2 separate regions of the Homo sapiens genome follow, and region 1 is linked to region 2. A link is an interaction called in ENCODE POLR2A ChIA-PET data of the cell type or tissue named here. Cell type or tissue: endothelial cell of umbilical vein. All regions are shown on one strand. Region 1 overlaps ARGLU1 (arginine and glutamate rich 1). Region 2 overlaps LOC107984626 (a long non-coding RNA gene).

Region 1 (4,000 bases), 210 kb after region 2:
GACAGCCACCAGTCATATGTGTCTGGTCCAAACTGAAATTTAGTATGAAGAAAAAGAATATAAATGATCTCCTATTTTTATTTGATTGCGTGTTAAAATGATATTTTGGATAAAAATATACAATAAAATTAATTTCATCCATTTCTTAAGGTTACTAAAAAAATTTTACATTGCATATATTGTTCATACTATTTCTAGTTAATAGCACTGAGACAATAATTTGTGCTGAATGAATAAATTCTGAGGCTCTTGCAGTAAATCTCAATCCTAAGAGGACGATTCATGTTCCAACTTTCTCAAAATTAAATAAAACCTGCAACCTTTATCTTTTGATCACTCATTTGACATCCATATATATGAGAATCATTCAATTTATCTGTTTAGTAAAGACTTTATAGTTTCTAAGTGACCTTTAAATACCCCAATCCACTTCAACTCAACTCTATTCTTCGGGATGATTCAATTCTCACCCAAGGGCTCTCATTTTCAACTCCTGTTACTTATTCAGTGATAACACACTAACACCAATGTGTCTTAATCTGATTCATTTCAGTTTCTACATTTATCCTCTACATTCTTCTGTCAAGGAGACAGTAGGTACTAGAGAAAGAATATTTTCCTTTAAGGGCCTAGATGTTTGCCCAACACTCATTCTCAGGACTTTGTTGTTTGAAGTCTTTATCTACAGCAGCTCAGTGAGAGAGCAGGTATCTTCCCCAATACTAAAAAAAATCAATCACTGGGAGCATATAAAAGGAAACCAGACAGCAACTTCAATAGAAATTAAATCACATTTCCATATAAAATGTTGTTTCTCTACTTCACCCAAAAGGAAAGAAAACTAATCAATGAAACAAGGCTGACAACTGTTGAATCTGGATAATGAGTACCCAAGAATAATAATAATAATCTGCCTTTGTGAATATGTAAATTTCTCATAATAAAGTGTACACACACACACACACACACACACACACACACACACACTTTTGCTAGTTGGTTCTTCTGAAATTAGTAAATGTAGAGAAGCCTAAGAAGAAACTTAATATTTAAAATTTCAAAACCGGTACAATGTGACTTTTAATTAACAATACTAGGTGGATCATAGTACCGACTATTAAAAAAAAGGATAATGTAACACAGTTCCAATTAAAATTCCACACAAAGTAGAAAGAAGGCCCTAGGAGTAAAAAGTTGCCATCTTAAGAATTTGGTGAAGGCAGAAGAGACCTGATACACACTCAAGGTTATTTTTGGCAGTCAAGCCATCCCTCAGCAAAAGCGCAGTGGCTAACAGGGCCTCATTTCCATAGCTTTGGTCAGTAAGGAGAAAATGAGCCAAATAAATTTACTTACAGCAAATGCCAAATCAGAATGTCAGTTCCCTGCTTCTATTTCCACTGATGACATCAAACCAGAGGGCCCATGTAACAGGCAGTACAGGCAGGCCGTGGGCTGCTCCGCTGCTAAGGAGTCAATTCTAACTACAGCTCAGCGACTTTATAGCCCAAAGGGAGGGCAAGTGGAAAGTCCCACGCTCAACTGAAACACTGGAGAATGAGAAATGACCTAGTGCAGTTTCTCACAAAGCTGCTTATCTCCCTTTGTTCCTGGAGGAACTGCAAGGCATCCCAATATGAAAATGAAGCTTTGCAACAGGCAGGGTTCAGGGTACCACAGCAAAACTGTTTGCCTGCAAGTGTTAGCAAGAATATAATTTCTGCTGTTTTTCTTGGTAAAATTAAAAATGCTACTTCAGTAATCAGAAAAAAATTTTAAATCAAATTTTAGAAACAATGCTGAAGGAAAGCTCAATTTTATCCCCTCACCATACACTGAATTCAGCAAACCAGTGAGCACATATACAACTGAATTAAGCATGAGTTCATCTTTACTGATGGCAAATTTATCATCATAATCAATGATAAAACCACTATTATGCCTACTCCCATAAGAGGCACTGAACTTTCTTGAGTGGGTCAGTGTCTTGCAAAATAGGTATCATCTAACAGCCTATTCACTCCTCAAAACCCTTGCCATAGCAGTTGTCACCCTCATGATGTTCTTTTCTCTAATGTTTTCCTCATGCTCCTCTGCTGAATATCCATTTCCCTGCCAATAATATGTTATACTGACGAAAGCATTAAATCAAGATCTTCAAGGTTTTCAATGAAATGGTATAATACTAGGTCCTATTTTCTCTGTGCTCTCAGGTATTTTAAAAACACTAGTCAGGCTGGGCGCGGTGGCTCACGCCTGTAATCCCAGCACTTTGGGAGGCCCAGGCAGGTGGATCATGAGGTCAGGAGATCGAGACCATCCTGGCTAACACGGTGAAACCCCATCTCTACTAAAAATAAAAATAAATAAATAAATAAAAAATAAAAATTAGCTGGGTGTGGTGGCGGGTGCCTGCAGTCCCAGCTACTCGGGAGGCTGAGGCAGGAGAATGAGCTGAGATTGCGCCACTGCACCACTGCACTCCAGCCTGGGCGACAGAGCAAGACCCTGTCTCAAAAAAAAAAAAAAAAAACAAAAAAAAAAACCACTAGTCACACTGAACTTTAAAATGCTAACTATTAAAAACAAAACAGTAAGGCTACAGCACTTCGGCACTGTTACAGAGTAACTGGCACCATTATTTTAAAACATCTTTAAAATGTGGGAACTCAATCCTAGGGGTTTACTTCTAGGAATCGCTTAATAATTATTAGCAAACAGCATTTACTTATTACTTAATAGGTAACATATAATATTGTGCCAAAAGCTTTATATACCATGTCATCATTTAAATCACATAATTATTCCTATGCAGTGGGTATGTATCCCATTTTTACTGAGGAAACTAAGAACAAGGAGCTGAAGTTTCTAGACTCGAGCACACTGGATGTTGCTGAGCTGTTTCTCTGAACCTAAGTAGATGCCAAAGCTAACGATCTCAAGCAAGCACTATACTACCACCCTACACCGGTTTCTGCAGGACAAATAAGCAAGGCAAAGACAAGCACACAGATTTAACGACCAAAAAAAGGAAGAAAAAAGTATAGGCCAGGCACGGTGGCTCACATTTGTAATCCCAGCACTTTGGGAGGCTGAGGTAGAAGGATTACTTGAGGCCAGGAGTTCAAGATCAGCCTGGGAAACATAGTGACTCTGTCTCTACAAAAATAATAAATAAATAAATGAATACATATTCTTAACATCAGCTAGGTCTTATGCCTTAATGTTCTGTCAGAGCCTTAACCTCCAAAAATATGCGGTTCCATATAATCAATTTTCTCCTAAAAGCTCTTCTTTGCTCTCACAATGAACTGCCCAAGTATTCTAAGAATCACTTATATAGATCCCAGTTCAGTGTAGATACTCTAATTTAGAAGGCCCTTAATCCGTCATCCAGTTGAACACGGAGGATATTCGAACCTAGATATCACAGGCTAGAGTAAGTTACTATGCCATTAACATTTTCCTGATTTGCTGCAAGTTATTTTCAGTTGTCTATTTTTTCAACAGTTAATATAACATGCATGCAGCATCTCAAAAGAGCATTTAAGAAAATGGTGCTACTGGTGTGGGGGAGGGGTGAGAAGAACCACACTGAATGGCTGGGACGCAAGGATGAGAGGAAGATCTTTTGAACTGAATTTTGAACCATGTGAACTGCCTATTCAAAATTGAGGGCAAAAGTCTTTAAAAATGTAAAGGCCTACCTTCTCAGCATTAAGATGACAACTCATAAGATCACTTCTGAAATTCATCAGGCTCGGTCTGGCTCCATGTAAGTTAGTTACATTAAATAACATTACTTATTGAGAGCTATTACATGCCAAGTATCACCTACTTTAAATACATCATCTCCAATTTTCACAACAAGCAAGACAGATTATCTCCATTTCACAGATTTAAAAACAAGGTTAGAGGGAGGTGATTTATTCAGCAACTCAGAATTATAAGTGGTAAACCAATAAGGTTTCCAATCTTACCAAAGAATTCCTAATTAGTT
Region 2 (4,000 bases):
AGAGACCACCTTTCTAGTTTATTTGGCAAATAAATACATTTTGTTTACTTTCCCTTTATTTCTTTGTTTTTCATCAGTTGTGAGTCAGTCCAATGAGGTGCTCCTCGGTCTGGCTCCTCTGCGAAATTGCTGGCCACACCTTCCTTCTTTCCACAAAACTAACACAAGGCTCTTCTGTGCACTAGAAAGGGCTTTTGTTGAAGACCTGGGATAACAGCAGGTAATTACTGCACAGGCAGGGAAAGACATATGATTGAAGGCACACTAAAAATGTATGTACCATCCCCCATCCCAGGGACCGCCTCACTGGCCAACTGCTGAGCTGCCACCAGCTCCCTGTAGTTCCAGGTCTCCTTTGCCATCCCTTGCTCTCTCATCTCCTTTTTAAGCCTGAGCTTCCTTCACAAAGTGACTGCAACAGGCTCAAAAATTCTAGGCACTTCATTCCATGTGCATATAAGCTCTCGCATTCTTACTATTCCTACTGGGTCAATTTGTTCCTCCAAAATTTAAGGCTAATAGTTCCTCATCATAGGGTTGTTGAAAGAAGTAAGTAATTTTTTTTTAATTTAGTGCTAACACTGAGTATTTTATATACTTTTTGAGCACAGTGTTTGCCACTCAATACCCAATAGCAATTGATACTACAATTATCTTTCTCATACAGGAGGTTGTGATAGACACGACTGTACACACCAACATTCAGTTCTTTCTGAATGTTACACGCCCACAGGCATGTGTTTCACTCCTTCTGTTATGTGGGATGCAGGCCTGAGCCACTGTATTTGCTATCAGAAGGCTGAAGGGGCTTCACATCTTCAGGCAGCATACCCAGGTTGTATCAATAAAAGTAACTGATATTAGTGTTCCCAGGGGATGAAGATTGTCATTCTGTCCAGCAAAATCTTTTCACTGAGTTGGATAAATATATTAACAGGTTCCCTTTGTTCACAGTGTCTTAGTTTATTTTTGCTGCTGTAACAGTCACTCATGATCTCACTTTTCCGATCCTTGCAATTAGGCAGGGCCACGAGTCTGGACCACGAGTCTGTCACATGGACAGAGAGAGCAAGTGATATGCAGCACTTCCAGCCAAAGCCCAGAAAAGCCGGTGTGACAGCTTCACACTCTCTGCTCCCTGCCATGACTGAGGGGCCTTGTGCTACTTTGGTGGTCCCTAAAATTGAGTCATCCCGGACTTCTGAGTCACCCTGGGGAGGACAGCTACCCTGATGCATCTTCTAGAACTGCACCAAGCGGAGAGTGAGGGAAAAATGCACAGGGTCATGTACACATCTGAGATGTTGGTGATTCTTATTGCTAATGCATGGCCTAGCCTAATCTGACTAGCAGGGACATCAGGGATGAGTTTTTGTGATGGACTGAATTGTGTCCCTTCCAAAACTCACAGGCTGAAGCCCCAATCCCCAAAGTGACTATTAGGATATTGGGCTTTGCTTTGCTTTTCTTTCTTTCTTTTTTTTTTTTTTTTTTTTTTGTTTTGAGATGGAGTTTTGTTCTTGTTGCCCAGGCTGGAGTGCAGTGGCACGATCTCGGCTCACTGCTACATCTGCTTCCTTGGTTCAAGCAATTCTTCTACCTCAGCCTCCCCAGTAACTGGCATTACAGGCACCCATCACTATATCTGGATAAGTATTTGTATTTTTAGTAGAGAAGGGGTTTCACCATGTTGCCCAGGTTGGTCTCAAACTTCTGACCTCAGGTGATCCACCCACCTTGGCCTCCCAAAGTGCTGGGATTACAGGTGTGAGCCACTGCACCCGGCTGATATTGGCCTTTTAAGGAGGTAATTAACACGAGGCCTTTAGACTGGGGCCTAATCCAGTAGGACTGCTGTTCTTCTACAAAAAGAAAGAGACACCAGGGATTCCCATAGAGAGAGAAAAGGCCCTTTGAGGACCCAGGGAGAAGGCGGCCATCTGCCAGCTAAAGAGAGAGGCGTCAGGAGAAACCAACCCTGCCAGCATCCTCATCTCAGACTTCCAGCCTCCAGAACAGTGGGAAACAAATTTCTGATATTTAAGTCACCTGGCCTGTGGTATTTTGTTCTGGCAGCATGGGCAGACTGATACAGCTCTCCGAAGGCTGGTAGTACCAGGCATCAGTCCGAGATGGACTAAAGCCCAGGAAAGAAAAATTTAGAGACCAAAAGGGGAAGCACTTTTCACATCGATAATATTGTAGGGCCCATAGTCTGACTAACAATAAACAAGGGAGATTTTTGTAAAATGCAGGACCCCCACCTGCCCCAGTCACTGGGCCACCCCACTCTACCTTTGGTCACCTCCTCTGCAGTTTGATTCAGCCTCTGACCCGAACACACTGGATAAACCTCCCTCCAGTCAAGACTTATCCTCCCATGGGAAAGCCTGTAAAGAGAGTCAGGAAAAGCAGCTACAAACAAAGATATTTTTATTTGGAAGAAGACAAAAGAGCTATGACTAATACTTTCTAGGATGTCTTGCCTCTTTAACCCTCTCCCTGTTTATTATTTGTGCTAATCCCGTCTGCTCCCCTGCAGTTATCCCCAGCCAGGACAGACCTCTGTGTCTTGTATTAGAGACCTTTGAGCAAAGAAGGAGGGAGTGTGTCTCCCACTCTGCTGCAGACTTGGAGAGAGAGGAATACAGAGAAGAAGGCAGTTAAGGAGAGAAGGATCGTCACATCCCTGAGGCCTTGGGGAGAAACAGATGAACAAAATTGGCCTCGGAGTTTTAAGAATGAGGACAGCCAGCCTGCATTGGGTTGTAGACCTAAAGTCTGACGGGAAATTACCTTGGAAGCAGAGAGCAAAAGAGGACAATTTCAGAAGTGATTATCTAAGCATTATACCTCTAGAAGATCTTGATAATAAATTATCAGAGGGAATTTAGTATAAAGTAGAGAAAAGCTAAAATTCTCAAGGAATTTGACATCATGTTAAAATGTACAAAGACCTGGAAAAATACTGAATTTTCTAATTAGGGTCTTCAAATAAGATAGGATTTGTTGAAAAAGAGATCTCTGAATCAACTGAAAAATAATTGATCTATCAAGCAGGCTTGCAGCAACAAAAGGCTCAATAACACAAGATCCATCTGAAGCATATGCAATGGAGAGGTCATTTCGAAGGTGTAGGCAGGGTTTGGGGAAACATCCAGGGGTGCTCAAACACCCAGGGATTAGCAAAGTCAGGGGAAGAGGTCAGCACCCTATCCCTGAAGGGATGAGGAGTGATATGGTTGGACTCTCTGTCCCCACCCACATCTCATCTTGTAGCTCCCATAATTCCCATGTGTTGTGGGAGGGACCCAGTGGGAGATAACTGAATCATGGGGGTGGGTATCTCCTATGCTCTTCTTGTGATAGTGAATAAGTCTCACGAGATCTGATGGTTTTAAAAATGGGAGTCTCCCACCACAAGTGCTCTCTCTTTGCCTGCAGGCATCCATGTAAGACGTGACTTGCTTGTCCTTGCCGTTCACCTTCCACCATGATTGTGAGGCCTCCCCAGCCATGTGGAGCTGTAAATCCAGTAAACCTCTTCTTTTGTAAATTGTCCAGCCTTGGGTATGCCTTTATCTGCAGCATGAAAATGGACTAATACAAGGGGAGAGTGTGGTCTTAGCAGAGTTTGACAAGAGCTGGACCAGGAAGACGGCTGGGGTTGGAGCTGGAGTGAGCGGGGCAAAAGGCAGCATCCACCAGAACTCTGGAGGCAACGAGGAAGCAAATGGAGTGAGACCCCCTCCTCCCTGCCCCTCCCATCCTCCAAAACCACCCAGTGTTCCCCATTGGTCAAAACCGCTGGGAGCCAGAGGGCAAGAGAGCCTGGTGCTTCGGTCCACAGAGTTTCAGCCTCGCAGAGCAAAGGGCAGGGCAAGAGGCCCAAAGAAGAGCAAGCACATCTCATCTTAAAACGTCAAGTAGTTTGGACTAGACAGACCCATATACCCTGACTTAACCAACAAAGAAAACATGTTATCTCATGGTTAAGGTC

The links. Peaks named below come from ENCODE experiments on the same cell type or tissue, not always from the same donor. Only the 100,000 strongest peaks of a DNase experiment are listed, where the experiment ranks them.
Region 1: POLR2A ChIA-PET joins it to region 2 with 5 read pairs; 1 of 35 experiments calls an interaction of 5 or more read pairs at or near these places.

Annotation. Positions count from the first base shown.
Region 1 is chr13:106,560,476-106,564,475 of GRCh38, forward strand. The region is part of intron 1 of ARGLU1 (arginine and glutamate rich 1); the gene reads right to left. Among named protein-coding and RNA genes, the nearest start is that of ARGLU1, 5.7 kb to the right of the region's middle. In endothelial cell of umbilical vein, no CTCF peak of the experiment used is centred here; a DNase peak (open chromatin) is centred at 1,536.
Region 2 is chr13:106,354,932-106,358,931 of GRCh38, forward strand. All of the region lies in intron 1 of LOC107984626 (a long non-coding RNA gene), which reads right to left. Among named protein-coding and RNA genes, the nearest start is that of LINC00460, 20 kb to the right of the region's middle. In endothelial cell of umbilical vein, no CTCF peak of the experiment used is centred here; a DNase peak (open chromatin) is centred at 2,500.